Regions from separate parts of the Homo sapiens genome. Here region 1 is linked to region 2. A link is a loop called in an ENCODE intact Hi-C map of the cell type or tissue named here. Cell type or tissue: endothelial cell of umbilical vein. All regions are shown on one strand. Each heading gives the region's core, and the rest is flanking DNA. Links, peaks and the distances in the headings are about the cores only.

Evidence for each region. Peaks named below come from ENCODE experiments on the same cell type or tissue, not always from the same donor. Only the 100,000 strongest peaks of a DNase experiment are listed, where the experiment ranks them.
Region 1: it touches region 2 in a loop (7-fold over the local background); 4 of 110 quality-filtered maps call a loop at or near these places.

Annotation. Positions count from the first base shown.
Region 1 is chr12:52,057,267-52,071,474 of GRCh38, forward strand. ATG101 (autophagy related 101) reads left to right here and starts at 12,712. Exons shown (of 4, transcript NM_021934.5): 1 at 12,712-12,976; 2 at 13,088-13,217. NR4A1 (nuclear receptor subfamily 4 group A member 1) reads left to right here. Exons shown (of 7, transcript NM_173157.3): 6 at 86-264; 7 at 1,422-2,237. The coding sequence ends at 1,678. It overlaps NR4A1AS (NR4A1 antisense RNA), which reads right to left and starts at 2,234. Exons shown (of 2, transcript NR_170321.1): 1 at 1,835-2,234; 2 at 1,484-1,767. RefSeq lists enhancers at 12,178-12,467, 12,345-13,060. In endothelial cell of umbilical vein, for the core only: a CTCF peak has its summit at 12,369; a DNase peak (open chromatin) is centred at 12,415; H3K4me3 peaks cover 1,575 bases; H3K27ac peaks cover 1,815 bases.
Region 2 is chr12:52,112,923-52,129,964 of GRCh38, forward strand. It overlaps SMIM41-AS1 (SMIM41 antisense RNA 1), which reads right to left and starts at 5,296. Exons shown (of 4, transcript XR_007063312.1): 1 at 4,971-5,296. RefSeq lists enhancers at 3,785-3,994, 5,358-5,597, 5,918-6,057, 6,068-6,127, 6,158-6,207. In endothelial cell of umbilical vein, for the core only: a CTCF peak has its summit at 7,266 (motif pointing left); no DNase peak of the experiment used is centred there.

The DNA.
Region 1 (14,208 bases), core at 11,187-13,686, 50 kb before region 2:
CCACTGACTGTCTGCCCAGCCCCTTTCCCTGATACACCTGCCTGTGAACCACCCTGATCGCTCTTCGTGCCCATCTGCCTGCCAGGTCTAAGCCAGGCGAGGGCAAGCTCATCTTCTGCTCAGGCCTGGTGCTACACCGGCTGCAGTGTGCCCGTGGCTTCGGGGACTGGATTGACAGTATCCTGGCCTTCTCAAGGTCCCTGCACAGCTTGCTTGTCGATGTCCCTGCCTTCGCCTGCCTCTCTGCCCTTGTCCTCATCACCGGTGAGTGACCAGCACCACACCAGGTCCAAGGGAATGGGCGTCAGGGGGTTGACTGGTTCTCAGGAGGGCACTGTCCCAGGGAGTTTGGTGGGCCGGGATCTAGCACTTTCTGGGCCCCTGCACTGCCCCGGGCTCATGCCAGCAGTAAAGTAGGGACCATAGGAATTGCAGATGGGCTCAGCTGCATCCAGCTCTAAAGCGCAAGACAGCCTTTGGTCCCAGACTGTCAGGATCCAGACTGCAGGTGTCATGTATGTGGCCTAGGGTATTGGCTTGTTTTTAAAACCTTCCTGTCAATTATGCTGCATATAGAAAAGTACACAAATGGTAAATTTTCATAAACCGCACTTACCCAACCAGCGCCTTGGTCAAGAAAGAGCACATAACTGCCCCCCAGAACCCATTATTGTGCCCCCTTCCAGTCATTTGCCCTCCCCAAGGGTAACCACTACTTTTTATTTAAATATTTTAAAAATAAGATGGGAATCTCACTATGTTGCCCGAGCTGGTCTCGAACTCCTGGGCTCAAATGATCCTCCTGTCTCAGCCTCCTAAAGTGCTGGGATTACAGGTGTGAGCCACCACGCCTAGCCCTTCACTGTGACTTCTGACAGTGCAGATCAGATTGGTTGTGCCTGTTTTGGACTTTATGTAAATGTAGTTCTGCAGGATGGAATCTGGTGTTGAATGCAGAGGTTTTCAGATTTCTCTGTTTTTTAAAGGAAAGAATCCACCCTCGTTCATTTTTTCACTTAAATTGCACAGGGGACCCAACGATATAGAACACAATCAGAGGTACTCTGGGCTGAGGGAGTGCTGAGTTCTGAGGCTGGGTTTCTCAGAACAGTCTAGATTTTAAAAACCCAATGATCTAGCCAGAAAACGTAGGTTAGGATTTTATTTCCCGTTTGTGACCCTGGGCAAGTCATTAGCCTCCTGGGCCTCGGGTTCTCACTTGGAGTATGAGGATAATGAGGGTTACTGCTTCTCAGACTTGTGACGATGCTTACTAATGGCCAACATGTGAATGCGCTTTTGTGAAGTGCCAGCAGAGCATGAGGGGTGGTCAGGGGCAGCAGTTTTAGGGGCCTGGGGGAGGCTGGGGCTTTGGGGGCCTGGTTCTCAGATGTACAGCTAATCCTGTACCCTTCCCGCAGACCGGCATGGGCTGCAGGAGCCGCGGCGGGTGGAGGAGCTGCAGAACCGCATCGCCAGCTGCCTGAAGGAGCACGTGGCAGCTGTGGCGGGCGAGCCCCAGCCAGCCAGCTGCCTGTCACGTCTGTTGGGCAAACTGCCCGAGCTGCGGACCCTGTGCACCCAGGGCCTGCAGCGCATCTTCTACCTCAAGCTGGAGGACTTGGTGCCCCCTCCACCCATCATTGACAAGATCTTCATGGACACGCTGCCCTTCTGACCCCTGCCTGGGAACACGTGTGCACATGCGCACTCTCATATGCCACCCCATGTGCCTTTAGTCCACGGACCCCCAGAGCACCCCCAAGCCTGGGCTTGAGCTGCAGAATGACTCCACCTTCTCACCTGCTCCAGGAGGTTTGCAGGGAGCTCAAGCCCTTGGGGAGGGGGATGCCTTCATGGGGGTGACCCCACGATTTGTCTTATCCCCCCCAGCCTGGCCCCGGCCTTTATGTTTTTTGTAAGATAAACCGTTTTTAACACATAGCGCCGTGCTGTAAATAAGCCCAGTGCTGCTGTAAATACAGGAAGAAAGAGCTTGAGGTGGGAGCGGGGCTGGGAGGAAGGGATGGGCCCCGCCTTCCTGGGCAGCCTTTCCAGCCTCCTGCTGGCTCTCTCTTCCTACCCTCCTTCCACATGTACATAAACTGTCACTCTAGGAAGAAGACAAATGACAGATTCTGACATTTATATTTGTGTATTTTCCTGGATTTATAGTATGTGACTTTTCTGATTAATATATTTAATATATTGAATAAAAAATAGACATGTAGTTGGAACTGAGATTCAGTCTGTCTCTGATGCCCCCTCCCCACTCCCCCACCAGACACACCCCATCATTACATAAGAGATGGGCTGCTCAAGATGAAACTTGGATGTTACCAGCCTGAGCTGTCAGGCCTCAGTGTACTCATTTGTAAAAGGCGGATAATAATGACACCTGCTTCACGAGGTTGTTATGCAAAGCACTTAGACTAATTTCTAACACGTGGGAAGCCTGCATTAGCTGTGCCTGGCTAGCTGTGCCTGGCTCATTGCTGGGGTCTGCAGTGGCTGACTAGCCCAGGGGTCACTGCAGGGCCCTAGCAATAGACTTAGCCGCAGATCTCAGGGTTGTCATGTTTCCTAAACTGGACATATATTCTCTGATTCTTGATTTCCACATCCATAAAACAAGAATAGACCCAGCCTCACAGAGCTTTTACGGTCAGAGGAGTGTGTGTGTAATGCTTAGCATGGGCTGGGTTTAAGTAAGCCCAAATTGGTAGTAGCTGTTACATTCAGGGTTTTAACATCCCCATTCTCAACATTCCTCCCCACTCTCCTGCCACCCCAGCAAGAAGATCCAGGGATCTGGCGGCCCTCACCTTCTCGGCAAGAAGATTGTACTGAAGTCCCTACCTGTGCCCGTGTCCCCACGTAGGCCCTCCAACCCCCTAGGCTCGTCAGTTGTTTAGTCAGCTGGCTTAAAATGCAGATTCCTGGGATCTACCCCCAGAGACTCAGATCTGGGGAGGTGAGGGGGCCCCAAACCTTCAGTTCTAGCAAGTACCCAGGTGCTTGTGATGCAGGTGGCCTGGGGCCACCCTTCTGAGAAACATGTGGATGGACCTAACCTGAGGCCCATGGGAGTTGGTCATCATGCAGGGTCTGGCACCTTCCTGTGCTCGGTGCTCACCCAGCCTCACTGTTTGCTTCTCTAGGACCCAGCAGGAGGCCTGAAGGCAGTGCCCTCACACGTGTTCCTCACAGCCCTTGGCCCAGGACCCCCCAAGTCTCCACCTCCATGGCTCCTGGGAAGTGGCTGGCTGAGGGGCAGCTCCTACTGGATGGGGCCCGACAGAATAGGGCTCTCAGCTGTGGATGGGGGGAAGCAGGGGCCTTCCCTGGTGCTCCAGCCACAGCTTGCAGGGAGCCCCCATCCACATACCCTCACTCAGGTTCTGGGAGCACAGTCCAGCCTCAGGCCTGCTGAAGGTCCGAGTGAGGCTGGGGTAGGGAGACCACGGTCCCGACCCTGGGACATGCTCCCAGCAGTGCTGTGGACTTCCAAACATGTATCCCTGGCATCGCCCACCCAGCCCCAGACCCCTGAGCGAGGCTTTGTCAGCTGCACCCGCGCCTGACGACATGGGGCCATCAGTAGGTGGGCTTCTGTTTGCCTCCAACTCCATGCTGCTCTCTGAGAAGTCCCTCCTCCTCACCGAGCCTCAGTTTCCCATCTGTTCAGTGGGGAGGTGAGGCTGGTTAGGAGCAGAGCTTGCTGGGAAATCTCCCGCCAGCTGGCTGGACCGAGTCCTTTTCCTTTGTGTCACTCACCTCCAGCTCCCTGCCTTTAGCACAGACAGACGTGAGGACAGGACAGGCACTGGGGAAGGCAAGAGGGCTGCTCAGATGCTCAGGGAGGGGCCAGGGCTGGGAGTGGAGTGGGGCCGAGGGAGCATCTCTATATCTATGGATGAGGCTGGCGGGTATTAGGGTTCACGCTGGCAGATTCTTTTCATCAGACGCTTGTGATTTCCAGCCCTAGCTGCCATCCCATGAAGACAGCCTGGCTATTCCCACCTCACAGGGGCACCATGGGAGAGTGGTGAAAGCAAGGACCCTGGAGCCCGAGGCCTGGGTTTACATCTGGGCTCCAGCTCTTACTAGCTGTGTGATTTGGGGCAAGTTTGTTAATCTTTCTGTGCCTCAGTGTCTTCACCTAGAAATAAGAAAACGAATCTATTTTATGAAGTTACTATAAAGATTATAGGAGTGAATACATACAAAGTGTTTTTCACAGTGCCTGGCACACAGCAAACACCCAATAAATATTAGCTTTTGTTTTTACAAAAGAGGAGAATTCATTTCAGAGAAAGGATATGACTTTCCCAAGGTCACCTGGCTTGTGAGTAGCTGAGCTGGGTGCATCTGGCTACTTAACCACTAGGTCTCCCTGCCCAGGGCCTCAAAAATAAGAAGCTCCATTGATGGTGGTTCCTTTTCAGGACCCTGGCAATTAGGGTACGGGGTGGGGGGCTAGTTCCTCCAGCCCCACCCTGCCCCACCCTGCCCCGCCCAAGGGCTGGAGCCCGGAGGCAGGCCCTTTCTTTCCACTCAGCAACTGGAAGAACTGGCCTCCAACTCTTGCTATGGGATGGGAGGGCAAACAAGGGGGCATTGAGCCTGATGGGGCCTCACAATGGCTGCTCTGTCCAGGCTGGCCGGGGGCTGGGCCCATTTCCGACGGGGACAATAGTCAAAAGGCAGTGACGCCGGCAGGGCCTGGAATCCCAGGCGGGATTTTCCAAGGCCTCAAAGTCTGCTGTTTGTCCTCACGCGGAGACCCAGGAAGCCTGCCTCTCTGTCTCCCCCACCCCACCCACGCTGGGCCCAGTGCCCAGAGGCCCCTGGCCCCCTCCCCAGCCCTGAGGTGCCACTGTGACTGGGGAGGGGTGGCTTTGAGGTCTAGGGACTGAGGGAGAGCTCTGTACTCCGGGGGTCTCTGCCTGTAGCCCTTCCCTGAGGCCAGTGTGGAGGAAGCTGCCCCACACCTGGGCTCCAGCCACCTGGTCTTGGTTATGGAGGGGTGTGGCAAGGGTCAGCCTCCAGGATGTGAGAAGCACCTGAAGGTCATGGGAGACCGTGCTATAATGGGGTGTCCTGTCCACATGGCCTGCTCTGAGCACCCAGCATGCTCAGCTGTGTGGCAGCAGCTCCGCTGCTGCAGAGGGCAGCCTGAGAGAGACTTGTCAGAGGCAGGTGGCCACTGTGTGGTCCCTGGACAGTCAGCAGTGACATCCTTTTGCAGCCATGAGGCAGTTGTGCCAGGCACGTCAGAGTTGTGCCCTGGTGAGGCAGTGCTGGGTGGCCTTGTGTGAGCTGGGCCTGGGATCCTAAGAGAGTTTTAGCTTGGACATCTGGACGAGCCCCAGCCCCTCTCTCACAAGTCCCTGAGTGCAGCAGAGCCCCAGGGCCATTGGGCCTCCTCAGAGGATGAGGTTGAAGGGGTGAGCCCTGGGTGTCTATCTGGCACCCAGCCCTTCAGGGGCCTGGCCTTGCAGCCTCATAGCTCAGGGAGCAGCTGCTCTGTCTTCCCCGGGGCAGCCAGTGCTCAGCTCTGGGCTGCAGTCTCTGCCCCAAACCTCTGCCTCCATCCCTGCTCCAGCTTCAGGCTCTCAGGCCTCTTCCTGGGCCCCAGGATGGGAGACTGTCTGGTTTGGCCTAGGCTGGCCAGTGGGACTTTGAAACCTCCAGCCTCTGATGGTGGGTACAGGAAGGAGTCAGTGCAAAGCAGAGGAAAAGCCCTTTTCACTCTCCAATATCTCCTTTCCCACACAAGCCAGAGACCTTCTGAAGGCAGGAGGCACATTTCCAGGTCCCCAGCTGGACTTGGAGCCGGCGGGAAGCCTATGGGCCCCTGGAGGCCCTGGCCTTGGCTTCCACCTCCTGCCGGCCACTCCTGGGCCCCTGCTGTGTTCATCCTCCCCAGCACCCTGGCTCCCCGTCGTCTCCTCCTGGGCCCTGACCCTGCCAGACCAAGGGTGCCACTTGAGGTCTCCTCAAGGTCTGACCCAGGCGCTGGCACTGTCCAGCCCCAACTCAGGACCATAAATCAGGCCTGGCGTGGCCGCAGGGGCTGGGGGTGGCAGCTGGGACAGGGAGGGGAGTGCGGGGGGGCCTGTCCTGGTACATGCTGCGTTAGCAGGGAGCAGTGCCCAGCTGCAAGCCAGGCGGGCAGGGTGCTGACTGTTGCTGCACTCCTAGCCTGGAGAACATCAGAGGAAAGAGGCCTCCAATCAGGGAGCCCAGCCTTGGCATAGCCAAGCAGGAAACCTGGACTCCACCCCAGGGCCCCAGGTAGCTGGGATACCACAAGGACAGATAGAGATGGCCCCTGCCCCGCAAGAAAGCAGGGACAGAAAAACAGCTCCCCAGTGGCAGATATAGAGACTGCCTTATCTGGGGCAGATAAACAGCCCCCTAACCGTTTGCAAGCACAGTCGCCCAGAATCCTCTTCCTTAAAGAACGACAGATGCTCAGAACGGCCTGCCAAAGGAATAGATCTTGCAGCAAGGAGAGACAGTCCCGCACCCCCGAGGGACGGAGGCACAGAAATAAAGCCCGGCTTCTACCCCAACTTGGCCAAACACAGACCTTTCTGGAAAAAAAAGAAAAAAAGAAAAAAAGAGAAAAAAGCCACAAAACACTTCCCCAACATGGACAGATCCCTGGGTCCTCAGGAGAACAGACAGCACACAAGCTGCTCCCGGCTTGGTCCTAGTCTCCGGGCTGCCTGGTGAGGTTGGCAGGTTGGGGCTGGGAGGTGCCCCTTTCTCACGCTCTCTGCCACTCTTTCATCCGCCCAGACATTTTCCCCGTCAGGGAGGGTGGGGGCTGGAAGTGACATCCCAGAAAGGGTGGGAGGTGGAAGAGCCCCTGCCCACGGTCCAGGGGGCAGATGTCAGAGAGGGACAGCTGGTCCTCCTCACCCCCTCAGCCTGCCCAGGCTGGAGGGTCAGCAGGCAGGGTGCTGGCTTTCCAGCCAGCCTGGCCACCATCAGGAGCCCTGGCCTGACGTCAGTCCCACTCATTGTTGTTGCTGGGGCTTGAGTCACTCCCTGTGACGCCACTGGGGTCAGCGCTGGAGCAGCTGGGGTGGCTTGCAGGGGCAGCTTTGGGGCTCAGCTCTCCCCTGGGCACACACCAGGATGAGTTGGGGCCATTTGAGGCCACATTCACCAGGCGAAGCCAGCTGCCTACTCCCAAGGTCTTGGGTTGGCCTTCAAGGTCTCCCCACAGGCCTCTGCTGCAGGCATGGCTCGGAGAGTCTGAGCCAGTCGCCTGTCTGCTTGGCAGCTGTGGCTCTGGGCTCGGGCTGAAAATCTGCTCTCTCTTATCCTTGCCTCTCTCACCCCCAGAACCCTCAGTTTCTACTCTCTGCCCCCGCCCCCTGTTTTTTTTCTTCCCTCTTCTCCAGGGAGCTTTCCTAGAATAATTCCCACTTCCTCCTGGAATCAACCCCCTTCCCTGCCATCTCCCTAGGTTGCTGCTTGGTGCTCTCTCAAGCTGTCCTCGTTTTCTCCTGGTGCCTGGTCACTTCCCAACTTGCTGAGAGCAGGGCTTGGGACTCCTCTTCACTCTGAATGTGTTGCTTTCTGTTTTTTATTTGTTTGTTTTTTGTTTTTTGAGACAGAGTCTTTCTCTGTTGCCCAGGCTGGACTGCAGTGGTATGATCTTGGCTCACTGCAACCTCCACCTCCCAGTTTCAAGCCATTCTCCTGCCTCAGCCTCCTGAGTCGCTGGGATTACAGGCACGTGCCAGCAGGCCCAGCTACTTTTTGTATTTTTAGTAGAGATGGGGTTTCACCATGTTGGCCAGGCTGGTCTCGAACTCCTGACCTCAGGTGATCCAACGCCTCGACCTCCCAAATTGCTGGGATTACAAGTGTGAGTCACCGCATCCAGCCTGAATGTGTCACTTTTTATTCCAGGTAACCAGCATCTCTCCATCCTGGCCCTCTTGGGTCCCCACAAAACCTGCTGCCATTTCTTTCATACCACTTGTTGGGTTTTCTTACCCACAGGTATCTCCTGGTCCACCTCCTCTGAAGACTCTGAGCTCCCAGAGGGCTAGAACTGTGACTTGTCCCCCTTGGCATCACAAGGTATTACAAGGGCCTGGCATGTGGACAGTTCCACGTGTGGCATGAATGAATGAATAGACGATTACGTCTTGATCATCAGAGGTAGGGGCATAGAATGAGATAATTCATCCCACACAATCCCAGTTTTTTAACCACTCCCTCCCCTCCCTGATGGGACTACCAGAGGGGCTGAGACCCAGGGTTGCAGTGAGAATTTCCCTGTAAGAATTCAGGGAGGTAGGAAGAGGCAAGTGTGGGTCAGCATGTGAGATAAAGAGGTGAGAGGACTCAGCCTTCCTTATGTTCCCCAGTCCAGTAGGCAAGGCTCCATGGAAAGGTGAGTGCCGGAGTAGGGACATAAGTGGGTGAAAACACTGGTGGAAGGAGGAAAGAGCAGCTGCATGGCCTTGGACGTGTACTAGTCAGGGTTCTCCAGAGAAACAGAAGCAGTAGGACATAGACACACATAATGTAGAGAGAGAGTTTCTCCCCCATACATATGTGGCGGCAGAAAGAGAGGGATTGATTGATTGATTGATTGAGATGGAGTTTCGCTCTTGTTGCCTAGGCTGGAGTGCAATGGCGAGATCTCAGCTCACCACAATCGCCGCCTCCCGGGTTCAAGTAATTCTCCTGCCTCAGCCTCCTGAGTAGCTGGGATTACAGGCATGCGCCACCACACCTGGCTAGTTTTGTATTTTTAGTAGAGATGGGGTTTCTCCATATTGGTCAGGCTGGTCTCGAACTCCCGACCTCAGGTGATCTGCCTGCCTTGGCCCCCCAAAGTGTTGGGATTACAGGTGTGAGCCACCACACCCGGCCGAGAGGGATTTATTATAAGGAGCTGGCTGACAAGTCCTAAGATCTGAAGTCAGGAAAGCTGATGGTGTCATTGCAGTCTTGAGACCTAGGAGAAGCAGTTATCTGAAGGCAGTTGGAACCTGAAAGCAGGAAAATACTAATGTCCCAGTTCTAAGACAGTCAGGCAGGAGTTCCCCTTACTCACTGAAGGGTCAACCTGTTGGTTCTACTAGGCTTTCAACTGATTGGATGAAGCCCCTCCACACCGGGAAGGGAAATCGGCTTCACTGTCTGCCAATTCCAATGTTAGGCTCATCAGAACACCCCACAGACAAGCCCAGAATCATACTTAACCAACTGTCTAGGTACCCTGTGTCCCAGTCAAGCTGACACGTAAAATTAAGCATCACAGGAAACCACTATGCATCACTATGTATGACTGGGCTTCAGTTATAATATCAAGTAAATCAGAGAGTGGAGTGTCGGGGAGGTGGACTGTATCTACCTTGAAAGGTAGTTGGAAAAATCAGCACAATAGGGCCTATGAGTGCTGGCATTGTACCTAGCAAGGTTCAATGATTGGTAGTAGTGATGATGATGATGATGATGATGATGTCAGGCTAGTGGTCGCAAAGGGCTGAGTTGGAGTGTGTGGATGGCCAGAGAGATCAGTCACTTCCCTTACTCACTGGCAGTCTCTGGGGATGGGCTCTGGCACCTCCTCCACTCCAGGACTGGTTCCAACCTCCCTTGGTCCCTCTCTCAGCTTCTTACAGACCCTTCCCTCTCAATATTTCCTCCTGATTGCCGTCTGGTTTTGTGCAGCCTCCCGAAGAGGTCGCTGGTGTGTAGGGCAGGCAGCTTTCTCTTTCTCCCAGGAGAGGCACCCACACCTGGGATAAGAGGCAAGGGCTGAAAAAGGGCAGAACTGTGGGGAGGAAGGGAAGAGGATAGGGAGCAGATGATGGTGGAAAGGCCAGCCTGAGGAGGAGCTTGTGCAGCCAGGTTTCGAAGAACTGAATGGGAGGGGGAAGCCTAAGGGTGAGGTGGTGACAGTGGTGTGCTGGAGCCAGCTGGCACTGGCCCTCAAGGGCTGATTTTAACCTTGACGATCAAGATGCAATCATCCATCCGTTCTGGACTCTGCATTCATTGATGTCTTGTAGTTTGAAATCACCTATGATAGGAAATGGGCAAATGCTACAAATCAAGGCATTTCCCTTACCAGAGAGCAGGTGTGAAGCATTTATCAGGACACCACTGGTGGGTGGGGGTGTATTGGAGAGTGGTGGTACATAGGAGAGAGTTGGCTGAAGAAGCCAGCCAGAAAGAGAGCTCCCATAGTGGCAAAGAGCTTTCGATTTGAACTCAAGGCTCTGTTATTTACTGAATGACCTTGGGCCACTTACTTAACCTCTCCCCAGTCACTTTCTTTTTCTTTTTTTTTTTTTGAGACGGAGTCTCGCTCTTTCACCAGGCTGGAGTGCAGTGGTGTGATCTCTGCTCACTGCAACCTCTGCCTCCCCGGTTCAAGCGATTCTCCTGACTCAGCCTCCGGAGTAGCTGGCATTACAGGTGTGTGCCACCAAGCTTGGCTATTTTTTTTTTTTTTGTATTTTTAGTAGAGACAGGGTTTCACCATGTTGGTTAGGCTGGTCTCGAACTCATGACCTCAAATGATCCACCTGCCTCGGCCTCCCAAAGTGCTGGGATTACAGGCGTGAGCCACCATGCCCGGCCCAATTTCTTATCTATATTGCAGGATTGATTAGTATCAGGTTTAAATTTATATGTACACATATATGGTATTTAAAATCATGACCTTTCCATTCCACCTAATAAATGTTATCTATTATCGTTTTGGGAAATAAAAGCATGTGTTAGAAAAATCAGCTTTTTTTTTTTTTTTGAGACAGGGTTTCTCTCCGTTGCCCAGGCTGGAGTGCCGTGGTGCAGTCTCAGCTCATTGCAACCTCCACCTCCCAGGTTCAAGCAATTCTTCTGCCTCAGCCTCCCAAGTAGCTGGGATTACAGGTGCCTGACACCACACCTGGCTTTTTTTTTTTTTTTGTATTTTTGGTAGAGATGAGGTTTCACCATATTGGCCAGGCTGGTCTCAAACTCCTGACCTCGAGTGATCCATCAGCCTCGACCTCCCAAAGTACCGGGATTACAGGCATGAGCCATCACACCCGACTTTTTTTTTTTTTTCTTTTTGAGACAGGATCTTGTTTTGTCATTCAGCCTGCAATGCAGTGGCGTGATTATAGCTCACTGCAGCTTCAACCTCCTGGGCTCAGGTGATCCTCCACCTCAGCCTCTGAAGTAGCTGGGACTACAGGGGTACACCAACACGCCCAGCTAAATTTTTAATTTTTATTTTAAAGATGGGAGTCTCACTATGTCGACCAGGCTGGTCTTGAACCCCCGGCCCCAGGTGATGCTCTGTCCTAAGCCTTCCAAAATGTTGGGATCACAGGCGTGAGGCACCCCAATGGGCCAGAAAATGAGCATGGTAATCCCCAGCTAACACCTTAAGAATGCCTCCTGGCCGGTCGCGGTGGCTCACGCCTGTAATCCCAGCACTTTGGGAGGCCGAGGCGGGCAGATCACGAGGTCAGGATATCGAGACCATCCTGGCTAACACGGTGAAAACCCGTCTCTACTAAAAAAAATACAAAAAAAATTAGCCGGGCGTGGTGGTGGGCGCCTGTAGTCCCAGCTACTCGGGAGGCTGAGGCAGGAGAATGACGTGAACCCAGGAGGCGGAGCTTGCAGTGAGCCGAGATAGCGCCACTGCACTCCAGCCTGGGCGACAGAGCGAGACGCCGTCTCAAAAAAAAAAAAAAAAAAAAAAAAAAAAAAAATACTGCCTCCTATTGGAGGTGGGTGCATTAACCGAGCTCTCGAAGCCCTGTCTGCTCTGGGCTTACAATCTACATGGAGAACCAAATGCGCTCCAGGAAGTTACACAGCACTAAAAATACACTTGTATTCATATTAGACTTTACAGGTCACAGAAATCTTTCATATGAGTTATCTCCTGTGATCCTCACAACAGCCACCTGTTTATAGAGAGCATCAGAAAGGATGAGTGATGTTGAGGGTCACGCAGAGAAGCAATGGCCGAATTACTAGCCTCCGAAGGACTGTCACCAGATTGGTCACCATGGGGTATCAAGTAGTGCTGCTGCATAAAGGCAACACTGAGAGATGAAGCCCCTTTCTCCAGCATCTGTGTGGGTGGAGGGCCAGGGATCCCGTCTGTTACGCACATTCAACAAACTCAAGTTTTGCCATCCACTGGGCGTCCTGCAGTACAGCGGTGTGGGCTCATCTCCAGGACCTCTCTCTACGGGGTACGCCCCTCATCTTGCGGTGATCAGTGTTCCTTCCAGACCTCTCAGTCCGGACTGAGTTGGGCACCGCGTCAGCGTCTCCCGGCCAGGCTCGCCGCCGATGACTCCGCTCGGCCTAGGGAGGCGGCCGAGAGCCCGTAGGGCTCCTCCTTCCCTCCAGTCTCTATGGCGGAAGTGAGTTGTACGGGCCGAAACACCACAGCGTTCTCGGTGGTGGGCTGAATGGACTCGTCCACATGAGGGGGATCTTCATCACCATCAACTCTTAAAATCCGAGACATAACCACGAAAGGAGCAGCCCCCAGATCAGAGAGCAACGCATGACTATCTGCGTGTGCTTCTGTGACTACGCGGATGTTGTGGGCGGCTACATGCGTGCGGGGGCCCGGCGAGCTGGGCAGGTGCCCCCTCCGGGGCCGTGGGATCTGGTGAGCTTCCCGGCGCGCGGGGGGCGGTGCGGCTTCCGGTCCCGGCTCAGCCTCCGACCCAGGTGGTCTGGAGCCTGCCGGGAGAGTGGTGGCATCTGAGAGGCTGGTCGTGGACTGTGGTTGGGGGAGGTGGGAGCTGTTTTAACCGTGTGCCCCCTCTCCTGTGCCGGCGTGGGCATCCCCCGGGGCAGTGGAACGCGGGCGCTCCTCCAGCTTCCGAGTCCAGCCAGCCTGGGCGCGGGGCGCCGCCCCCGAGACACCCGAGGAGTCCGTTCCTCCCTGGTTACGTGGACTGTGGAGGTTCGCGCGTAGTGGCGGCGGGGGATACGGGACCCGGGCGGGAATTCCTTCCTGCGTCCGTCCCGAGTCTCTTGATATGGAGCCAAGTAAGTTTTCTGGTTTTGCTTTTAGCTGGTCTCTTGTGGCTCAGCGCCGTGCGGAGGTTGAAGCGTACCTGCGGAGGTCGCACCAGGGCGTGAGGAGGAGGAGGAAGGGCATGAGCCGAGCTTGAGGAATCCGTGCTCCAAACTCTACACTCAAGGTGGGAATGGGCGCACCCTGTGCTCCAGCCAGGCTTGAGAAGGCGGCTGTTAGCCTCTGCCACTCGGGGGGACAAGAGGGACGAGACTTTCCAGACCCTACTCTGGTGGGCCCTGCTTGCTCACTGCTCACTGTGTGGGGCAGGGGACAACAAGGTTTTCACAGACCAAATGTGGCAGCTGTGGGAAGGAGAATGGGGTTGGTCAGGACTGACTTCTTGGAGGAGTGGATCCTAAAATAGCACGTAGAATGAGGGAGGAGCCCAGGCTTGGGGCACAAGTGAGATGTGTGGCTTGTGTGAACGATTGCGGGGGACACAAGAGGGAGAAGTCGTGGAAGAAAGGGAGCCGGACCAGAGCCGGGAGTCTCTAGATGGGAAGAAAACTGCTGGATGGAGTAAAACTGGAGGGCAAAACGAGCAAGAGAGCCCTTCTCCTTCTTGATCCAAGCATGTAGGAGAAACTAATCCAGCAACCCCTGGAAGAACCTGGAATTCCTGGGTTGGGCTCAATTGAGCAGTTGTTTTGTAGAAGGTACTAGGAATTACCATTATAGTGATGAATGGAATATAGTCTCTGCCCTATAAGCAGAATATAGGAATTGTTTGCCTAGTGGTAGAGACAAAAACAAAACGTGATGGTGCTTGATAGTACAGGTAGACGCGAGCTGATCGCCAGCTGAGAGGCAGAGCTGGCCTGATCTCTGTGCGGTCCACAGACCGTTGCCCTGTATCCTGTGCTGAGCAACAGTTTAAAAGGGGCAGACACAAACTGAAATATACTTTTTATATTCACCATCTGTCAACCAGATGAGTGAAATATACTTAGAGGAGAGCTGCTAGGATTCCATGCAGATAAGATGTGATGTGGAACAGACATGTTTTTGAGGACTGGGGACCTTCAGCCTGTAGAAGGGGTGAGGGGGTGGTGGAATAGCTGCCCCTAAATAAAAACTCACTTGTGGAAAAGAGGTGAGACTTATTTTGTGTGGCT
Region 2 (17,042 bases), core at 5,992-8,491:
CACACCCTGTGACTTTAGGATAATCATCCCCCTGGATTACTACAAATAATTTCACAGGATGTTAAACCCCTGTGACAATAGGAATAATATACTTCTAGGATATGACGGATAATATCACAGTGTGTACACCCACTGTGACATTAAAAGTTATACCTCCTTCATATATTGTGAATAATATCACAGGGTATACACCACGTGTGCACACCCACTGTGATTTTTAAAGTAATATCTCCTTAGGATATTACGAATAATATCAAAGGTGTACACACCCTATGACATTAAGATAACATCCCTTTAGGATATTCCAAATAATATCCCAGGGTGTACACCCCAGGTGACATTATGAGTAACATCTTCCTAGGATATTACGAATAAGATCCCAGTGTTGACACCCCCTGTGATTTTAAAAGTAAAATCCCCCTAGAATATTACTAATAATTAACACAGGGTGTACACCCCTGTGATGTTAGGAGTAACATCCTCCCAGGATATTACGAATAACATCAGAAGGTGTACACACATGGTGACATTAGTAGTAATATCCCGCTAGTATATTGTGAATAATATCACAGGGTATACACACCTGTGACATTAGGAGTAACATCCCCCTGGAATATTCTGAATAATATCACAGGGCGTACATCTCCTGTGACTTCAGGAGTATCATCCCGCTAAAATATTACGAATAATGTCACAGGGGTTTAGCCTGTGTAATATCACAGGGTGTACACCCCCTGTGACATTAGGAGTAACATCTTTCTAGAACATCATGAGTAAAAGTTATACCTCCCTCATATATTGTGAATAATATCACAGGGTGTACACACATTGTGACTTCAGTGCTAATATCCCTCTCATATACTGTGAGTGTATGAGAGTATTACGAATAATATCACAGGGGGTACACACGCCTTTGGTTTAGGAGTAATATTCCCCTAGGATATTACAAATAATATCGCAGTGTGTACACTCACTGTGATATTAGGAGTCCCATTTTCCTAGGATATTATGAATAATATCACAGGAGGTGTTCACACATAATGTGTACACCATGTGTGTACACCCAATGTGATATTTGAAGTAATATGTCCCTAGGATCTTACGAATAATATCAAAAGGTGTACACCCCATGTGACATTAAAAGTAACATCCCTTTTGGATATTCTGAATGCTATCACAGGGTGTGATATTAGGAGTGTGATATTAGGAGTAACCTCTTCATAGGATAACCCATGTGGTATTAGGAGTAACCTCTTCCTAGGATATTATGAATAACATCACAGGGTGTACACCCCTGTGACTTTAAAAGTAACACCCGCCTAGAATATTACGAATAATATAACAGGGTGTACACCCCTGTGACATTAGGAGTAACATCTCCCTAGGATATTACGAATAATGATGTCACTGGGGGCACACCCTCTGTGATATTAGCAGCAACATCTTTCTAGGATATTACGAATGATATCACAGGGTGTACACTCACTGTGATACTAGAAGGAATATCTCCCTAGGATATAAGCTATCACATCACAGAGTGTACACACATGGTGTACACCCACTGTGTTATTAGAAGCAATATCTCCCTATGATATTATGAAAAATATCACAGGGTGTACCCTCTGTGGGATACTAGAAGTAACGTTTACCAATATCGCAGCAGGTGTACAACCCCCGTGATTTGGTTTTTAACATCCAGGGGGCACAGGATGATATTACTCCCCATGTTGCAGGGAGTGTACACACCCCTGTGAAACTCTTCCTAATATCCAGAGGGCGACAAGATGATATTACTCCCAATATCGCAGGGGGTGCACACATCCTTGTGAAACTCTTCCTAATATCCAGAGGGAGAGAGGATGATACTACTCCCAATATTGCAGGGGGTGTACACAGCCTGTGATACTCTTCCTAATATCCAGAGGGAGAGAGGATGATATTACTCCCAGTATCACAGGGGGTGTACACAACCCTGTGATATTGTTCGTAATATCCAGAGCGAAAGAGGATGATATGACTCTCAATATCGCAGAGGGTGTACACCCCTCCTCTAATATTGTTCTTAATACCCTGGGAGGGAGAGGATAAGATTACATTGAATACCACAGGGAATGTACACCCTCCCCCTCTGATACCCTTCCTAATATCCAGGGGAAGAGAGGATAATTTTACTCCCAATAACGCAGAGGCAGTACACCCCTGCTGTGATATTGTTCCTAATATCCAAGCGGGGAGAGGATGAGACCTCTCCCAATATCGCAGGGGTGTTCACATCCCCGGTTACATTTTTCCTAATATCTAGGGGAGAGACAATTAGATGACAGCAAATGTCGCAGGATCTGTACATCCCTTCCTGATATTGTTCCTAATATCCAGCGGGGAAGAGGATGATATCAAACATCAAAGGGGGTGTATGCCCCCCCTACGATATTGTTCTTAATATTCATGAGGGGAGACGATGATATTACTCCAAATATTGCAGGGGTTGTTCACACCCCCTGTGATATTGTTTCTAATATCCAGGGGGGAGAAAATCATATTACTTCCAGTATTGCTGGTGGTGTATACCCCACCTGAAATATTGCACCGAATATCCAAAGAGGGAGAGGATGGTATTAATACCAATATCGAAGTGTGTGTACACCCCTTGTGATATGGTTTTTAATATCCAGGGGACGGGAGGATGATATTAGTCCCAACATCACAGAGGGTGTACACTACCCCTGTGATATTGTCCCTAACTTCCAGAGGGGAGAGGATGGTATCACTCCCAATATCTCAGAAGTTGTACATCCCCCGTGACATTGTTCGTCATATCCAGGGAGGCACAGGATGACATTCCATTGAATTTTGTGACAGGCGTACACGCACACTGTGATATTGTTCCTAATATCCAAGAAGGGAGAGGATGATACTTCTCCCAATAAAGCAGTGGGTTTACATTACCCCTATGTTATTGTCTCTAATATCCGGGGGCGGGGGGAGGACAGAATAACATTCCCTCAAATTTGGCAGGTGGTTTGATGCCCCTTGTGGTATTGTTTTTAATATCCAGTGGGAAAGATAATAATACTATTTTTGATAGTCCGATTCATCCGCTCCACCTTTCCGGAACTCTGAGGCTGGTACGCGGCATGCCGTTTCCATGTGATGCCCGATACCTTCGCCGTCTTCTGTACCAAGTCAGCCACAAACGCAGGCCCGTTATCTGAGCTGATCCGTAAGGGCAGTCCAAATCTAGGAATCAGATCTCGAAGAAACACACGGGTTACTTCACGAGCTTTCTTAGTTCGTGTTGGATAAGCCTCCACCCACCCAGAGCAGGTACACCCAAGAACTAGTAAATACTTCTGACCTCCACACTTTGGCATCTCTGTGAAGTCTACCTGGAGATCTTCAAAGGGGGCTGCTCCATAAGCTTTTATGCCGGGCGGAACGGCTGGACCTTGCCTCGCATTGTGCTGTCAGCAGGTAACACACCGCTGTGTCACCGTTTTGGCAAGGGCTGACAAATGCGAGATGTAGAAATACCAGCCTAACAACTTTTCCAGTGACTCTGACCTAGATGGGTGGTTTCATGCACAGCCAGTACAACTGCAGCTCCTAGCAGCTGTGGCACAGCTACTCTCCCATCTGGTAACCGAATCCATCCTTCCTCCATCACTTGTCCTTCCCTCTACCTGGAGAAAGTCCTTTTCTTCTTTAGAATAAGTAGGTACAAGATCAGGTGCTTGAGGGAGCAGAGTGGCTGTGACTGATTGCCGGAAGGGGGCAGATGCTGCTTTTCGAGCCTCTGAGTCAGCGCGGGAATTCCCCAAACCCAGCAAGGTGGAAGCTCGCTGATGTCCTCTGCAATGCATACCTGCCACCTTGTGGGGTTTCCATACTGCTTCTAATAATTGCAAGATTTCTTGTTGATATTTTATGTCTTTTCCCCCAGAGTTCCATAGGCCGTTTTCTTTCTATAATGCTCCATGCACTTGAAGGGTTAAAAAGGCATACCGAGAATCAGTGTCAATGTTTACAGTCTTACCTTCATGGAGTTCTAAGGCCCAAATTAAAGCAATGGGTTCAGCTTTCTGGGCTGAAGTGCCCTGGGGCAACGATCTGGCTTCAACAACAGTGTACAGGGTTACCACTGCATACCCTGCACATCTCTCTCCTTGTAGGTTGATGAAGCTGCTCCCGTCCACGTGTAGTTCCCAGTCTACTGATGCCCAAGGCTGGTCCCGGAGGTCAGATCTACTAGAGTCAACTGAGTCAAACACTTCTACACAATCATGCCCGACAGGGCTCTCTGATACTGGGAGCAAGGTGGTGGGGTTTAGGGTGTTCCAAACTTCAATGGTTATACGGAGATTTTCACAGAGCAAACTTTGGTACTTGGTGAGTCTAGCATTCGTTAGCCAATGATGTCCTTTAGTATTCATTAAAGTCAACACAGCATGGGGAGCCTTTATGTTCAGGTTTTGCCCAAGAGTCAGCTTATTTGCTTCTTGTACTAGCAGGGCAGTTGCTGCCAAGGCCCTCAAACACAGGGGCCATCCTTTAGGAACCCCATCTAGTTGTTTAGAGAGGTAGGCCACTGGCCTCGGCCAGGGCCCCACAGTTTGGATGAAAACTCCAACTGCCATCTTTTCTCTCTCTGACACATACAATGTAAAAGGCTTTGTCAGATCGGGTAGCCCCAGGGCTGGGGCTGACATAAGTTTTTTCCTTTAACTCATGAAAGGCTTGCTGTTGTTGAGATCCCCATTCAAAAGGTTCCCGGTCCCCCACTTTGTGACCTCATACAAAGGCTTGGCTAATACTGCAAAGTTTGGGATCCACAGTCTACAAAACCCCACAGCTCCTAAGAATTCTCTCACTTGCCTTCTGCTCTTAGGCTCCAGTAGATTGCAAATGACCTGCTTTCTTTCTGATCCCAGGCTGCATTCCCCGTGTCGGATAGTAAATCCCAAGTAACGTACCTGCTGTCGACAGATCTCAGCTTTTTTCTTGGACACCTTATACCCACAGTCCTCCAGGCGCTGGAGTAGGGCATCCGTTCCCTTGGCGCACCTGACTGCCGTGGGGTGTCTCAGCAAAAGGTCATCAACGTACTGGAGCAACACGCAGCCTAGGTCTCTGGTGGGAAGCTTCTGGAGGTCTGTAGCCAACGCCTCCCTGAAGATGGTGGGGGAGCTCTGGAACCCTTGGGGAAGCCGGGTCCAAGTGTACTGAGTAGTGATACCTGACTCCGGATCTTCCCACTGAAAGGCAAACAGCTTCTGGCTCTCGGGAGCTAATCTGATACGAAAGAAAGCGTCTTTCAGGTCCAAGCAGGTGAACCAGCTGTCCTCAGCTGGCAGCAATCCCAACAACGTGTACGGGTTAGGTACTGTTGGATGTAAAGTCACTGTAGCTTGATTAACCAAGCGCAAATCCTGTACCGGCCTGTAGTCCTTGGTCCCTGGCTTGGGAACAGGCAGGAGGGGAGTGTATACTTGGCATGAAGTACAGCAAATGGAAAAACTTAAATTTTAAAAAAAGAAGAGGTGGGTAGGATGAGGCCAGGCGCAGTGCTTGTAATCCCAGCACTTCGGGAGATCAATGGTGTGAGCCAGTCTAAACCTCCATCTGTGACCTGAAGCTGGCCTATGGGCTGCCGATTTTTGACCTCTGATGACTGACAGGGCTGTCTTCAGTTTCAGTTCCCTCCTGAGCATCAGAGCCATACACAGAACAGCCTACCAGATGCTTTCACTGGGATGTCCTAAGACCTCTCAGTTTCCATGTGTTCAAAACCACACTTGTCATCTCCAAGCTGATTCATCGTGGGTTTCTGTTCCTAGTGATGATACATAAGCACCCCATTGCCCCGGCCAGACCCCCAGGAGACCTCCAAGGCCCTGAGCATTCCTTCCCCTCTTTCAGTGGGTCTCCATGATTTCTTGGCTCTACTCACTTGTGGCATGCCAGGTCTCACGAACGCAGGCCTCCATAACAACTGTTTCAGTACTGGCTGAGTGGTTAAGTTAAATATTAAATAGCCAGTGCCCTGACAATCCTAGAGTCCATGCCCTCCCCATTTCTTTGCCTCCCCATTTCAGGCCCCTACCCTCCCTCACCTGGACCATCTTCACAGCCTCCTAACTGGTGCAGCTATTTACATTTGAATTAATTAAAAGGGGCCAGGCTCAGTGGCTCATGCCTGTAATCCCAGCACTTTGGGAGGCTGAGGTGGTGGATCACCTGAGGTCAGGAGTTCGAAACTAGCCTGGCCAACAAAGTGAAACCCCCGTCTCTACTAAAGATACACAATTTAGCCGGGAGTGGTGTCGCGTGCCTGTAGTCCCAGCTACTTGGGAGGCTGAGGCAGGAGAACTGCTTGAACCCGGGAGGTGGAGGTTGCGGTGAGCCAAGATTGCACCACTGCACTCTAGCCTGGGTGACAAAGCAAGACTCCGTCTCAAAAAAAAAAAAAATTAATTGAAAGGAAATAATGTTTAAAAATTAGTTCCTGCGTCTTACTAGCCTCATTATTTCAAGGGCTCAATAGCCACACTTCCTTACTGCAGAAAGTCCTGTGGGAGCATGTTGCCCTGTGATCATGTTTACTTTGCCTAAGCCCGCCCTGGGGGTCATTTCCCTCCTGCTAGAGTCCAGTCTCCTTGGTCCAGGTTACCTCCCCGCCCTTGTCACCACCTCACCCTCCTGCTGCCCCTCCTCCTGTTTGTCCTCATGTGCACCCTCTCCAGCCACTTCCACCTGGCTGTCTCTACCTTCATGCTCTGGGGCCCTTGGCCCTGAAGCTTGAAGCGCCTCCCGACACTTTGTTTACCGGCTCACCCCAGGCTCAGTTCCAACAGGGCTCACTTGGGGTTTGGTAGCACCCCACCCTCCCCCATGCACCTGCCTGCATCACCCGCACACGCGGGATGCCCTTGAGGGCTCCCTGTAGCACTTCCCACCCTGCTGATAATCTGTCCCCCTCTCTGGGTGAGGTCCAGCTGCGCTTCCTTCCTGTCTGCACTCTCCAGGCCTAGCTCGGGAGGCGGCACTCAGGGGTGGGGCTGGGGTTGGGGAGCTGATGGGAGCCCGCATCTTAAGAAGTGACTCAGGGTTGGCCGCAGATTTTCATTTGCGAGGAAGCACCTCACTCACTTGGGGCTAAGGAGTGAAGGGGGCTTATCAGCCAGAGTAACTGGCCAGTGCAGGGCGGTTTGACTGCGCTCTGGGGTGTTGGGGTCTCCTGTTCCAGGCGGGCGTGGTGCAGCCGCCTGAGGCTGGCGCCCCCGTGTGGCCCTAAGAGTATAGCCGCTCCCAGGGCCTGGGCTACCTGGTGCAGGTCCCTGGCGGGAGGGAGAGACTTTGGGAAGCTCTCCCAGGAGGGCGAGGAAGCAACTAAGAAGCCTACATCAGGCCGGGCGCAGAGGCTCACGCCTGTAATCCCAGCACTTTGGAAGGCCGAGGAGGGCGGATCACGAGGTCAGGAGATCAAGACCACGGTGAAACCCCGTCTCTACTAAAAATACAAAAAAAAAAAAAAAAAAAAAAAAAAAAAAAAAAAAAAAAAAATTAGCCGGGTGCGGCGGCGGGCGCCTGTAGTCCCAGCTACTCGGGAGGCTGAGGCGGAAGAATGGCGTGAACCCGGGAGGCGGAGCTTGCAGTAGGCCGAGATGGCGCCACTGCACTCCAGCCTGGGCGACAGAGCGAGAACCTTGTATGCGCAACCTAGAGCCCATGGAGGAGTCAGTTCCCAACAAAGACGTGGATCGCTTGGGGAGGTGTGTACACCAGAAGTAAAATTAGGGATGTTACCAAGGAAAGGAGGAGTGGTTGTGTTACCAGAAAGGGGTCCCAATCCAGAACCCAAGAGAGGGTTCCTGGATCTTGCACAAAAAAGAATTCAAGGCGAATCCGTACAGTAAAGTGAGAGCAAGTTTATTGGGAAAGTAAAAAAATAAAAGAATGGCTATTCCATAGGCAGAGCAGCCCTGGGGGCTGCTGGTTGCCCATTTTTATGGTTATTTCTTGATTATGTGCCAAACAAAGGGTGGATTATTCATGCCTCCCCTTTTTAGACCATACAGAGTAACTTCCTGTCATTGCCATGGCATTTGTAAACTGTCATGGCGCTCGTGGGTGTACAGCAGTGAGGACAACCAGAGGTCACTCTTGTCACCATCTTGGTTTTGTGGGTTTTGGCTGGTTCCTTTACTGCAACCTGTTTTATAATCAAGGTCTTGAACAACTTGTATCTTGTGCTGATCTCCTATCTCATCCCGTGACTCAGAATGCCTTAACCATCTGGGAATGCAGCCCAGTTAGGTCTCAGCCTCATTTTACCCAGCCCCTATTCAAGATGGAGTTGCTGCGGTTCACACACCTGTGACAGTTGGCTAGGAGGAAAAGGAGGAGTGGCTGGTTGCTGGGGAGGATCTGTCTACTTTCCCACAGGTGGTTAGCCGGGAGGCAGCAGCAACCCTGCCCCCAGGTAGGAGTGGGTAAAAATCCGAGAGGCACCCCCATTCTTTCCCTCCTCCAGCCTCGGGGAGGAACAGTCTCTGCCCACAGCTACTTAATGGAGAAGTTTGGGGAGGTGGTGGCCCCCACTCGCCGTCCCCCCAGCTCCAGCCGCACTGGCCTCCATCTCCTCTGAGCACGCTGCCCTCGCCAGCCTCAGGGCCCTCTGAGGCTGGGCATGGCCTGGAACACTTGCCCCGAGGGTCCCCTGCCCATGCTCCCTTACCCGTGCTGTGGGTGGCTGGGGACCTGTCTCAGCTTAAACATATCCCATATAAGCTCTCAAACACTCTGAAAGGGTGACCAGGGCGTTGCAGAGCCCGCTAGGTTCTTCACAGGGAAGCTGTGAGTCCAGGAAGGCCAACCGCGCAGAGCCCTTCTCGCATTCTGGTTCCAGCAGGCCCTCGGGGACCAGGAAGCAATAAAGGATTCTGGACAGAGTAATGGGGACCTCCGGAGCAGCACAGGCGCCTTGCAAATGTGGAAATGCTCTTTTCTCAATCTCATTAGTCTGAACTTCTAGTCCCTGGGAGATGCTCTGATGTCCGCCGCAGCTGGAGCCACCTGGCAAGGAACCGGCGGGACCGTCGCGCCCTCTAGTGGGAGGTCCTGAGAAGGAACCAAATGCCAGAATTCGGTTCATTGTGGCCCCAGGACCCCCCACCCCTCTCTCCCTCCAAGACCCCACCCCTCTCTCCCTCCAAGCCCCCTCCCACGGTGCTGCTGAGGACCGGCAACAAGGAGTTGCCTCTTCTTCCCCTACCCTCCACTTGCTGAGGCCTGGGGTGCTATTTAGAACCGCAGGACTCAGATCTGACGCTGATGATGAAGGAAGGTGAAGGTGAAGGAGGCTGGGAGCAGGGTGGTTTCCTGACGGGCAGGGAGAGAAGGAGGGAGTTGCTGGGGGGTGGGGAGACCCCGAGAGCAGCTGGAGTGGGGATACTGTGGGTAGGGAGTCACTTCCTTGGGAAGGCCCGGGATCTTTAGGTACATTTTTGCTTGAAACTCAAGGGAAATTCCAAGTCAGTTGGGACTTTAACAGTTTTTTCTCAGAAGAGGAATAATTCCCTCTTGAAATTGCTCAAACATGTCAGTAAAGAAATGTGCATGCCTGGTAAGTGTGTCCTCGGGAGATTTAATGGATGCAGTGGCAAAGGGAGCCCGTGGCACTCATCTTCTTCCACTTTCCAGCAGAGAAGGTGTCAGCCTGCTGAGTAGCCAGGAGGTTTATGGGGCAATCTACGGCTCTAGAGGTGGCAAAACAGCAGTGGGAGAAATAAACCAGAGGACATATACAGTGGTGACAGAGACCAGGTCTTCTGATGGTGCCCAGAGAACAGAGAATTCTGCCAACCCCCCCCTGGGAAGAAAAGGAAGGTTCCAGCTTCCCAGGAGCTCCAGGAGCACAGATGACGGTTCCTTCATGTGTGCTGGGCACAGTGTCCCAGCCCTCAGTACCCATCCTTCCTCCTTCTACATGTCTTTATGGACTGCTGAGATGAGAAAGCCAAATGCACTTCCCAAACTCCCTGCAGCTAGAGCACACTGGGCGCCTCTAATAGACAGTGCTCGGCTGGATTTGGTGTGGTGAAGGCCATCTTCCTGCCGCTGCTTCTGCTGACCAGCAGGGTTGTAGAAAGTGGTTGTGGCCTTTGAACTCTGTGTTCTAGTGTCTGGTCACGAGTGTCCTGGGTGTTCTGGCAGTTATGGTGGCGGCAAAGGCAGTGCAGTGATTATTGATCCGCAGATGGCAGCATGGTGGTGGGTGGGTGTGTCCTCGAGCTCAACAGTCCCACTGGAAGCCTCCTGCCTATCCAGCTGCCACCCACCACCCACTCCTGTGATTTTACAAGCACCTGATTTCCTGTGCCCCACTCGCTCCCACTTTTTTTTTTTTTTTTTTTTTTTTTTACCTAGAATGGTTTGTTTCTGCACTGCTGAGGCAGTAGGTACACAGCAAAAGCTGGCTTGGATGGATAAAACAGGATGTTGAATCTACTTCTAAATAGATCTTTGGGACCATTGGCCGTAAAAGGGAGGGCCACAGTGGACTGGCGGTAGGAAGTAGGAGGAACCCCAGAGGTGCAGGGCTGGATGGAGTCCTGTGTGATAGAAGCCAGTGTGAGGCAGGAGGGGAAAGTGTAGTTGGGGCATAAAGCAGAAGCTCCTGGGAGGAGCAGCCTCTGGCTAAATGGTGACATTGGCTGAGTTGACCTTCAGGACCTTAGACTCTCCTTCTCTCCTCACTCTTCCCAGGATCCTGTCAGGATGGACTTTTGGTAAACACACAATGGCCCAGGTGTTCCATCCTCCCTCAGCCAAAGCTGCTCCTTGCAGAGGCCTGGCGAGCCCACTGACATGGAGGCAGAAGGGGCGTCAGGGCCCAGTGCCGACTCAAGGGTGGTGGTGGGAGAGGGGCTGGGAGGAGCTGCTTTAGAATAAAAGTCCCCTCCAGATCAAAGCCTTTGATCTCTTGCTGGGAATTCCAAGCATCAGCTGTGGGAAGGGGAGTTATTTTTTGATGTTAGGACACGCTGAAATCATAGACCTGAGCTGGCTAAGGAGAGACCTCAAGAGGGAGTCGCTTATGGTGTTATGGAGCATGGAAGTTTAAAACAAGCTCCCGCATTCTTTGACACTCCTCCCACGGAAGTGGGGTCTATGTCCCCACCCCTTGAAACTGGGCAGGCTTGTGACTGCTGCCACCAATAGAGCACAGGGGATGCAAGGCCAAGAGACTTCTTCCGTTTTTTTTTTTTTTTTTTTGAGACAGAGTCTTGCTCTGTCGCCCAGGCTGGAGTGCAGTGGTGCGATCTCGGCTCACTGCAAGCTCTACCTCCTGGGTTCACGCCATCCTCCTGCCTCAGCCTCCTGAGTAGCTGGGACTACAGGTGCCCGCCGCCATGCCTGGCTAATTTTTTGTATTTTTAGTAGAAACGGGGTTCTATCGTGTTAGCCAGGATGGTCTGGATCTCCTGACATTGTGATCTGCCTGCCTCGGCCTCCCAAAGTGTTGGGATTACAGGCATGAGCTACCGTGCTCGGCCCTTTCTTCCATTTTTTTGAGACAGAGTCTCACTCTGTCACCCAGGCTGGCATGCAGTGGCGCGATCTCGGTTCAGTGCAACCTCTGCCTCCCAGGTTCAAGCGATTCTCCTGCCTCAGCCACCCAAGTAGCTGGGGCTGCAGGCGCCTGCCACCACACCTGGCTAATTTTTGTATTTTTAGTAGAGATGGGGTTTTGCCATGTTGGCCAGGCTGGTCTTGAACTCCTGGCTTCAAGTGGTCTGCCTACCTCAGACTCCCAAAGTGCTTGGATTACAGGCATGAGCCACAGCGCCCAAAGGCCACATGACTTCTAAGTGCAGGTCGTTAAAGGCCAGGCAGCTTTGGCCTGGGTCTCTCGAAATGCTGTTCTTCAGGTGTCCCTCTCTGACACTCCCTCTGAGAACCTCACTGCCAAGCTATGAGAAGCCATGGGGAGGCTCCCTGGAGGTGCTTCAGTTGACAGTCCTAGCTGAGCCGTGGTCCCGTCCAGATATGGGAGTGAAGAAGCTGGAGCAGTGAGTCCAACCCAGCCGTCCCAGTCACCCCCAGTCATTCCAGTGCTCCCAGCTGAGGCTCCAGGCTTCACCCCGTCACACCCTACACCCAATTCCAAACCCCTGACCTCCCCAGACTCTGCAACATAATACAGTGATGGCTGTTGTAGTCCATGATGTTGGAGGTGGTTCAGAACACAGCAGCACCTCAGTGCAATGTGGGGTCACTGTCCCTGCAAGAGCCCTGCTGTGGGCTGGTTGCTGACTCCAACATCAGTGGGTTGTGGTGGGGCCCGGCCCCTGTTAGAGTCACATTCCCAGATGCACCTTCTGAGATCTGCCGAATGTGTGGCTCACTTCCCCTCCACTGTATGTGCCACCTTCACGTGGCAGCCGGGTCACAAGTGGACCCCATCACAAGGCTAAGTGTCTTCACCCGGCTCTGCAGAAATCCCACGACTGCAGTGTTTTGTGATGTTTAGGAAGACCTCACTGAGAGGTGCGGAAGGCAGCCTCCCGCCATTGTTCTCACCGGTCTTCCCTTCCCCCCTTCCCCCTCCTTTCCAGCCCCCAACACCCCGTCCCCACTGTTTCTCCCTTTATAATGCAAAGGAGCTTCCCTCTGATTCCTGGTCACAGCCTGCCCTGCAGACCTTAGGTGCTGGCCTGGCCTCCAGACAGGCTTATCCAGGCATTTCCCCACAAATAGGGCCTCCACCGCTAACTGCGCAGGCAGTCTCTGCTTGGCTGAGCAGGTGAACAACAGGAGCCAGCTCTCCCAGGGGAGCAAACACCATGCAGCTGGCAGGCCTGGATTTGGGACTGGCTCCACCAGCCATTGCTATTGAGCCCTCAGGCAGATTTGGCCATTCCTCCGAGCTTCAGTTTCCCTATCTGTAAAACAGGGATGGTGTTAAGTCCCTTGTGGGGGGCTGTTCTCCCTCTGGGAGTGTTGGTAGTGGAGACTGTGCCAGGAAGACATGCAGGTGGACACAGTGCTCAGGTGCCAGCCAGGTGGCCCTGGGGGAAGGCAGTGGCATTTCATTGGTAGCTCCTGGGACATGAGCTCATCTATAGACTTGTCTGTTGCATTAGAGGCTCAAAACAACAGTGGTTTAAACAACATGGAAGCTTGGACTTCTCTCACATAATAGTCTTGGCAGGAGGCTTTCAGGGCTGGAACAGCAGCTGCACAGGGCCAGTGCCTCAGGCTCTTTCCGTCTGGTTGCTCTGAAGGCTGATGGACAAGTTTGATCTGAGATGGCCAGCCACCACCTCCTCTGTGTTCTAGCCAGAGAGAGGGGACGAGGCAGGGAGAGGGTGTCCCCAGCTTATCACTTCTACTCCCCTCTTGTTGCTCAGGACTCAGCTGTGTGACTCTCCCAGTCTCCAGGGGTGCCAGGAAGCACCACAGGCAGCCATGTGCCCAACTACAATTAGGGCTCCATGACTTCTACAGAAGCTAGGGGACAAAAGAAGTGTCTGCCACTTCTTTTGATTGAGGGACCTGCCTGGATCATCCACCCACCCACCCTTTCCAGTCACCTCAGCTGTTGAGGGTGGGGCAGGGGCTGAATTACAGAGATAGAAAGATTGTGTCCCTGTTCTCAAGGGACAACCAGTTCCTGGACTCAAGGGACAACCAGTCTCTGGACTTAAGGGACAGCCAGTTCCTCGGCAAACAAAAGTGGGTGGAGGGTGTTCGGAGCAGGGCTTTGAAGGGCTGAACTGTCCAGCCAGCTGCCGGGTACTCCGAGTTCTGGCCCTGACCAGACCCTCTGCCCTGGGAGAGTGTGTCCTTGGACCACGCTGGCCTCTCTTCTGGAGGACTCTGCATCCCTGAGGTTGTTGGCGTGGTGTCCTCTGTGTTGGTCAACAGTCACATGAAGTATGCTTTCCTTTTGCTGCGAAAGTGATTTTTCAGGCCATAACCAATCCATCGCATCCCTCAGCGTTCCTTACAGGAAGGCCCAAGTGAGCCAATTTTATGAGAATGTATTGTAAGGGGAAAACTTTGTCCCTGCAGAGCAAACAGTCTGCTTCCTGCAGATAGTAATGGATCAGATTTCTTCTTCCCCTTGGCTGCCTCGAGACGTAATCATGGCATCTGTTGCCGCTCGGGTCTGCCTTTTACAGTCTCTGTTTTCTGTGGCCTAGCATTTTACATCTTTGAAGGATGTTGCCTCCTACATTCTCAGTCTATCATTACGGATAAAACAGAAAATGAGGGAAGAAGCAGACCTGGTGGCCACGAGGGGTGGTACCATTGCTGTGCATGAGTATCGGCATTGTCTGTAGTCTCCCAGCAGCCGGGGCAGAAAGGGAGGGTTCACAAGACTTTCTCCGCAAGAAGGAAGCAGAGCAATGTTGTGAGGGAAGCGAGGCAGCAAGCCCTGAGCTTGTGGTAGAGGCCCCTGCAGCAGTTTCGGGTGCAGAGAGACCAGGAATCTGGGCACTGATTGCAGTGCCACCAATCAGAAGCTGTGTGACCCTGGGGGAGTCACTTAACCTCTCTGTGCATCAGCATAGTAATAGTAACTGCTATATGGGTGTTGGAAGAGTTGGATGTTTAAATTAATGCACGCAAAGGGTGAGAATAGAGGTTGGCACTTAGTAAGTGCTCAATAATTGTGAGCTTGCATTATGCTTGTTATGGATGGAGGAAGGATTGGGGGAGGGGTGAGTATTATGGAGACTTCTAGCTCCATAAGTGTTGATACAGTGTTGATAAGGATTTGGGAACCCAACAAAACCTAGAAGGCAGAGCGTGGGGGTAATAAGCTGTGTTTTGTCTCACTGAAGGTGGAGATTGGGATTCACGGGAATGGAGGAATTCAGGGTGGGGGCTCAGCTGCTTGGCACGGGCATGTCTAAGGTCTTCCTCACTGTGAGCAGAGGGGCATCCCTGGGGACCTTCTCGATCCCTTTTGAGGCAGGTCTGAATTGAGTATATGCTGACTCTTTGGTTTTGAGAGCCTGGGGCAACCTTGATTGAGGGTGGGCCCAGGCCCATAAGAAAGTAGCCTGGCCCTTCCACATGAGGACACACTGGCAACGGGACAGTTTCTTCAGAAATGGTCCCAGAGGATTTTAGGGAGGGCCTGGCAAAGGCCAGATCTCCTCTTAACCACCTGTGACTGTTGGACTATTATTATTTGGATGTGAGATGCAAGCAGGAGCTCTAAAGATCAGAGACGCTGGGACCTCTGAGATCACGGGGGAAGGTGGGAGAGAGAGAGTGGGGAGATGATCAAGAGAAGCTGAGAGGAAGGAACACCAGGAAACATCTGAAGTGATGAATGTTTATTTTGATTGTGGTGACGGTATCACAGTGTATGCATATGTCCAAACTCGTCAAATTGCAGACGTTAAACATGTGCAGGTTTTTTTTTTTTGTGTATCAATTATTTCTCAACAAAGCTATAAAAATGAACTGTTATACATCAGTAAGACAAAGATGGACAGCCCACTAGGAAAGTCTGAGAGATTTGAACAGGCACATTACAAAGGATAATACCCAAATAACCAATAAGGATGAGAAGTTGTTCACCCTCACCAGTTACCAACAAAATACAAAATAAAATCACAATGAGGCCGGGTGTGGTGGCTCATGCCTGTAATCCCAGCACTTTGGGAGGCTGAGGTGGGTGAATCACTTGAGGGCAGGGTTGGCCAACATGGTGAGACCCAGTATCTACTACAAATACAAAAATTAGCCAGGGGTGGTAGTGGGCGCCTGTAATCCCAGCTACTCAGGAGGCTGAGGCAGGAGAATCACTTGAACCTGGGAGGCAGAGGTTGCAGTGAGCTGAGATTGCGCCACTGCATTCCAGCTTGGGTGACAGAGCGACACTCTGTCTCAAAACAAAAACAAAAACAACAAACAAACAAACAAACAAACAAACCTCCCACAATGAGATAGCTAGCTCTACATTTCCATCAGCATGGCTAAAACAAAAAAGACTGAATTGATAAGGATTTGGAGAAACAGAATTTCTCACACATTGCTGGGGGTTGCACAAATTGGTAGAGATACTTTGGAAACTATTTTGACATTAAATATCAAAGATGAAGATTCTCATATCCTATATCCTAGGCTTATGCCCAACAGCAATGCATGCATATGAGCACCAAGAGATATGGTCAAGGATGTTCATAGTAACTTTATTTGTAATATCTAAAATGGAAACAACCCAAGTGCCCATCAACAGTAAAATGTATACATAAGGCCAGGCGCAGTGGCTCATGCCCATAATCCCAGCACTTTGGGAGGCTGAAGTGGGCGGATCACGAAGTCAGGAGATCGAGACCATCCTGGTTAACATGGTGAAACCCCGTCTCTACTAAAAATACAAAAAATTAGCTGGGCATGGTGGCGGTTGCCTGTAGTTCCAGCTACTCCGGAGGCTGAGGCAGGAGAATGGCGTAAGCCCAGGAGGTGGAGCTTGCAGTGAGCCAAGATCACACCACTGCACTCCAGCCTGGGCGACAGAGTGAGACTCCGTCTCAAAAAAAAACAAAAACAAAAACAAAAAACTGTGGCTGGGCGTGGTGGCTCAGGCCTGTAATCCCAGCGCTTTGGGAGGCTGAAGTGGGTGGATCACCTCAGGTCAGGAGTTCGAGACCAGCCTGACCAACATGGAGAAACACCGTCTCTACTGAAAATACAAAATTAGCCGGGCACAGTGGCACATGCCTGTAATCCTAGCTACTCGGGAGTCTCAGGCAGGAGAATTGCTTGAACCTGGGAGGCAGATGTTGCGGTGAGCCGAGATTGTGCCATTGCACTCCAGCCTGGGCAACAAGAGCAAAACTCCACCTCAAAAAAAAAAAAAAATGTATACATAAATTATGGTGTATGTAGACAATGGAATTCTACACAGCAATGAGAATTTATGAATTACCTGCAATGCATGCAAAGAGTGAGAATAGAGCCTGGTACTTAGTAAGTGCTCAATAAATATAGCTTGCATTATGCTTGTTATGGATGGG